2 separate regions of the Homo sapiens genome follow, and region 2 is linked to region 1. Evidence: chromatin loops called from intact Hi-C (ENCODE). Cell type or tissue: chondrocyte. All regions are shown on one strand.

Region 1 (2,500 bases):
GCGGCACCCTGTGTATGTGCGAGTCTGTCCCCACTGGGTTCTGGGGCCAAGGCCATGTCAGGGAGGGGCCTCTGGGGCCATGCCAGGGGAAGTGAGGACTGGGTGCTTCTGCTGCCCACGGTGGCGGCCCAAGCTGAGAGTGCTCTGAAGCGCCCCCTCAGGGCTCAGCTGAGCCCGGCTGGCTGCCGGCACCCCTGGCAGGGCCTCAGGCAGCCGAGCTCCTCTGCTGGACACCCCTGCACTCGGCTGCCCAGAGCACGTGGTGCAGGCAGGCCGACAGCTCTCCCCGCCCCTGGAGGCGCCTCTGGCAGGTGGCCCAGCCTGGGAGAGGCCAGGAGGGGGCCTCTGCAGCTCAGGCTCCTTAAGGACACAAGAAGGGCTGGAGGTGGGTGGAGAAAGGAGGCGGCCCTGTGGCCAAGGTAAACCCCTTTCAGCATGGAGTGGCCACAGGCTGCCTGGCCTGAAGGACGAGGCCAGAGTAACGGGACACAGGCAGGCTGAGCCGTCCACACCAATGCCCAAGGTACTGCATGGTGGCCGTGAGGGAGCAAATCTCCCTCCATCCAGCGCGACAAACAATCCAGGGCCTCTGCTCACCAGAGCTGGAAGAGCGCTCTCCAGCGCAGGAGGGGGTCTGGGGACATCTTCCCAGACAGCACCCAGGTGGAGAGCAAGAAGCCGGCCAGGGTCACCTAAGGAGCCGGCTCTCAAGGGGAGGCCGGGGGCTGCCGGGCCTGCCCTACCTGTGGCACAGAGGGCAACGAAGGTCTGCGCGTGTTTGCGGATGATCTGTTTGTTCTCCTCCGCCTCTGGCATTTTGGAGAGGAAGTGTTCAATGAAATCGTGCGGGGTCATTGCGGCCAGGTTCCACTTGAGCTTGTTCACCAGGAGCAGCTCCATTTGCTGCGAACACAGGGTGAGCGGCCATCAGGGGAGGTGCGGGCCAGCCCGGGGGCGCGGGGAAGCCGGCAGCACGGGGGCCGGGCCACGCCGCACCTCCGGCTCAGAGCACTGGCCCCTGCGTCTCGTGCGGTCCTGGATGTTGGAGGGGAGGGCTGGCGAATGCTGGGGACTCAAGGGAGCTGGGGCAACACGCAATCCCAGATCAAAACAGAAAAGGCGCCCGCCGCGTGAAAAGACTCTGCAAGTGGAAACAAAAAGACCTCCCACCACCTGGAACTGGAGGCTCAGCGCCGAGCGCGGCGCTCCTCGTGCAGCCGCTGGAGGGCGCGCGCCGCCCACTTTTCGGCCACACCGCGGGGCGCGAACGCGGTGGGAGTCGCAGGCAAGCGCACACAGGGCGGCGGGACGAGGGCGGCTAGGATCCCGCCCGCTCCCCGGACAGGGACGCCCGGCGGCGGGGCCGCCCTCCCTCGGAGGAGCAGATATGTCAGAGGCGGGCCGGCCGCCACCGCCTGCACCTTCCCCGGCCCCGTGGTCCTGCGTGCGGCTCGCGGGGGGCGGGGGGCGGCGGGGTCCAGTGGTTACCAGCAGCTCCTCGGGCCGGATGGAGTTGTCGGTGTAGATGCACAGCTTCTCGGCCGTCAGGGGGATGGTCTCCTTCATCTTAGAGGCCACGAACATGCAAGTGGCCCCCAGCAGCTGCAGGCGGCTCTTTTTCACGGGCTCCAGCGACAGGAAGCGGTCCAGGTAGTTCATGGCCAGCGGGAAGACCTCCTCCTCGCACTTCTGTTCCTCGCAGACCTACGGAGGCACGGGGCCCGTGACCGCCGCCGCCAGGTCGCGCCGCCCCCCCGCACGCCCCCGCACCCCCCATCGCGCTTGGCAGGGCCGCCAGGTCTGGAGGGCGCCGAGGGGTCGGGGCTGGGGGCGGCAGGAGCTTCCCGTGATGCGCCCCCTCCCCCGCGCGTCCCCAGTACCCACCCTCCCCGAAACTGAAAGGGAAAGTCCCCGCGAGGCTGGCACGGTGGGGGCGGGAGCGGGCACAGCTGGGCGGCGTGCGCGGCGGCGCGGGCTGCCGGCCCCCGGGACCCTGGCCCGCCCTGGAGCTCCGTGGTCCCTCTGACTGGGGGTCGACACCAACTGGGGTGCGGGGCCGCGGAACGGGCCGCGGGGTTGGGCGCCGCGCCTGCGAGACACAAAGGTGGCGTCCCAGGCCGCCGCGCCGCATTTCCCCAGACGTCATCTTTTCAAAAAATATTTAAAAATATTAAAAAAATAACTAAGTGCATAAAAAAACCCTGAAAATGACCCTCGGGCGACCCTTTACCCAGGCCGGGGGTTGGGAGTTCGTTACAGGCTCCGGGGGGAGCCCCAGGAATTCAAACTCCGGGGCCCCCCCTTCCCCCTGGGCGCGGGCGGCGTTTCCCTCTCGCAAGGGCACCACGCCGCACTTTCAAAAATTATTTTAAAATACTTGCGGGCCCCTCAGGCGCCCACCGAAGGTCTGAAAATGTGCTCCCAGGCCCCCGGCTCGCTCGGAGAAGGTCCTCCAAGCCGATATCCCTGCAGACGGGGATCAAGCCCTGGCGTCTTGGGG
Region 2 (2,500 bases), 630 kb after region 1:
GCCTGCCTGAAAGGGGTCACCACATGGGGACTCAGTGAGAGGCTGGGTCCTCACCAGACGCTGAATCTGTGGAGGCCTTGATCTTGGCCTTCCAGCCCCCGGAGCCATGGGAAACAAACGCCTGCTCCGATAAGCCCCTGGTCTGCGGTACTGCAACAGAGCAGCCGGACACACCAAGCCCACGGGAAGGGGACTCCACAAACTCAGGCCAGGACGACCTTCCCGTTTACAAGCGCCTCTCGCTTATTTTGAGAGAAACAGATTTCCATACCAAATAAGGCGGTGGACTTCAGAGCCTCTGCCCACTTCACACAATTCCTTTTAAGTGTCCAAACGCAATTACACTTGGAACTCGCCGGGATTCAGCCTCCCCCGGCCTCCCCATGTAAACAAGCGTTCCAGCTGGGCCCCAGCTGGCTGCCCTGGAGAGGAGGGGACGGGTCACCACCCTGCCTGCTGCCTCCAGCCTCTCTCTCAGCCTCAGGCATGGCCCGTGAGCCTCCAGGATCCCAGAGTCCCTCCTCACCCCATCCCTGAAAAACGGACCCCAGGAGGCCAGCTGAGCCGCGCAGGGAGCAGTGCGAGAGTCCCTCTTCCACGCTGAGGTTCGCACATGGCCAGGACAAGCAGGAGGCAGGCAGCTCCCAGCGCAGGTGCAGGGGCAGCTCCGCTTCTCATTTCCCTTCAAGATGCCCACAGAGGCACATCTCTCCCAGTCTGGGCACTACACTCCTGCAGGGAAAGTTCAGAATTCCCTCGGGCTTCCTGGACCCTGAGAAAGTTGGCCCAGGGTAGGAGGGGAGCCTTCTCATCACCCCCTCCTCCTGGCCACCCTGCTGGCTCCCGCACCCCCGACTCTGCACCCCCACCCCTACCAATGCTCAGTGCCCCAGGCATGAACGCGTTCCAGGACCCCCCCCCACCGCCCGCCTCCAGGGGCTCAATGGGGAAGGGGGACCTGACTCATCCTCCCGCTGAGCAGCGCAGGCACCAGGCACCACAGCCCGCCAATTTCCAGCTTGCTTGCCGAGCGCCGTGATTTTCCACTTGCGCCATCTGATTGCTATTAGGGCTGGGGAAAAGGGAATTCCTGGTTCCATAAGCCCCCAGGGGGCCCAGGCCGAGTCCGGGGTGGGAAGGGGGAGGGGTGCCGCTTGGGCGGTGCTGACCACCTCTGCCAGTTCTGCACTGCCCCTCCATGGAGCCCTCGCCCTGCTGCCCCCCACTGCTCTGTATCAGCCCCTGAGTAAATTAAAACAACGGGGTGGGGACTAGCCCCTCCTGGGCCAGCCTGCCCCGAAATGCCCACTGGGGGCAGACCAAAGACGCCAGGCAAGTGTACAGCCGGTGCTCCCTCTCCTGGGCAGCCCTGCCGAGCAGCAGAATGTGAGGGAGATGAACAGCTGGACTCGGGCTGCAGTGCTCGGGCCAACGTGACGTCACCAGGCGGAGAGATGAGTTCCCGGTGGGGCTCTGGGGGGGGCTCCTGAGCGGGGCATTCCTTCCTGAAGCCTCATCCCCGCTCAGCCCTGCTCAGCCCCTCCTCCTACTCCCCTCCCCCTCCCCCTCCTGCCGGGCCAGGAATTGGGTTTGGGGCGGGTTCTGCTTCCAAAGCCATCTCTTCCAGCAGGAGAGGGCTCTACTCTGAGCTCCTATTTTCCAAGGCTCCGGGCCGCGCTCGGCGCTGGCCTGCTGCCCCGGCGGGTCCGCCGGCCGGAGGCGGGAGTCACAGGAAGAGCCCTCCACAAAAGGAGGCCTCGGCGGATCAGGACAGCTGCAGGTAGCTCCAGGGGCCCAGGGTCCAGGGGAGGGTGTTCCAACAACCGGGGCTGCAGGGTGAGGGCCAGGCAGGGAAGGAAAATGACGCGGGCACTGTAGGGGCAGAGAGGTGGACGCTGTCGGGGCAGGCAGCTCCCAGAAATCCTAAGGCCCCAGGCAGGGAGCCCTGAGACCCCAGAGAGGCTGTCACTCACCGGAGAAGCTCCCCTGCCACTCCTGAGGCTCCAGGGTTCCAGGGCCATGGAGGAACTTTAAAAGTCCCCCTCCCGTGGCAGGACCTGACCCCTCTCAGCTGGCCTCACCCCCAGCCCCACCGTCCAGCTCCTGCTCTGTGCTGCTGGGGGTGAGGGCTCCCTCTCGGTCCCTCCCCCAGCCTCACTGGCCATTCAAGCATGCATTCTAGAGGGGCTGGAACGGAACACCCAGCAGGCAGTGTCCCACACACAGGGAGATGGCTCCCCCTGCTCTCAGCCCTGGGGTGCACATGGGGTGTCCGTGTGGGCAGCCACAGGATGTTGGGCAACTGCAGTCCCACCTTCTCCCAGGCCTGCGGCCTGATGAAGCTGTTGGCCTTGGATGGAGGCGGCTCCTGGAATGATCTGCAAGGTCTCAGTCCCCCCAGACAAGCCTCTTCAATCCAAGCTGTTAAGCAGGGGACTCCAGACCCGGAGTGAGGAAAACAGAGGCTCTGTGTCTGGGGGAGCGAGACAGGCCCCTCTGA

What was found. Peaks named below come from ENCODE experiments on the same cell type or tissue, not always from the same donor. Only the 100,000 strongest peaks of a DNase experiment are listed, where the experiment ranks them.
Region 2: it touches region 1 in a loop (3-fold over the local background); 4 of 110 quality-filtered maps call a loop at or near these places.

The regions. Positions count from the first base shown.
Region 1 is chr11:69,642,235-69,644,734 of GRCh38, reverse strand. CCND1 (cyclin D1) reads right to left here. Exons shown (of 5, transcript NM_053056.3): 2 at 1,489-1,704; 3 at 744-903. Among named protein-coding and RNA genes, the nearest start is that of CCND1, 2.3 kb to the right of the region's middle. RefSeq lists an enhancer at 343-1,087 and silencers at 1,304-1,563, 1,694-1,753, 1,844-1,983. In chondrocyte, CTCF peaks have their summits at 202, 990 and 1,222 (motif pointing right); no DNase peak of the experiment used is centred here.
Region 2 is chr11:69,012,363-69,014,862 of GRCh38, reverse strand. It overlaps MRGPRF (MAS related GPR family member F), which reads left to right and starts at 1,617. Exons shown (of 3, transcript NM_145015.5): 1 at 1,617-1,780. It overlaps MRGPRF-AS1 (MRGPRF antisense RNA 1), which reads right to left. Exons shown (of 6, transcript NR_120541.1): 1 at 2,315-2,500; 2 at 959-1,072; 3 at 547-732; 4 at 272-422. In chondrocyte, CTCF peaks have their summits at 1,126 and 1,325 (motif pointing left); DNase peaks (open chromatin) are centred at 1,433 and 1,708.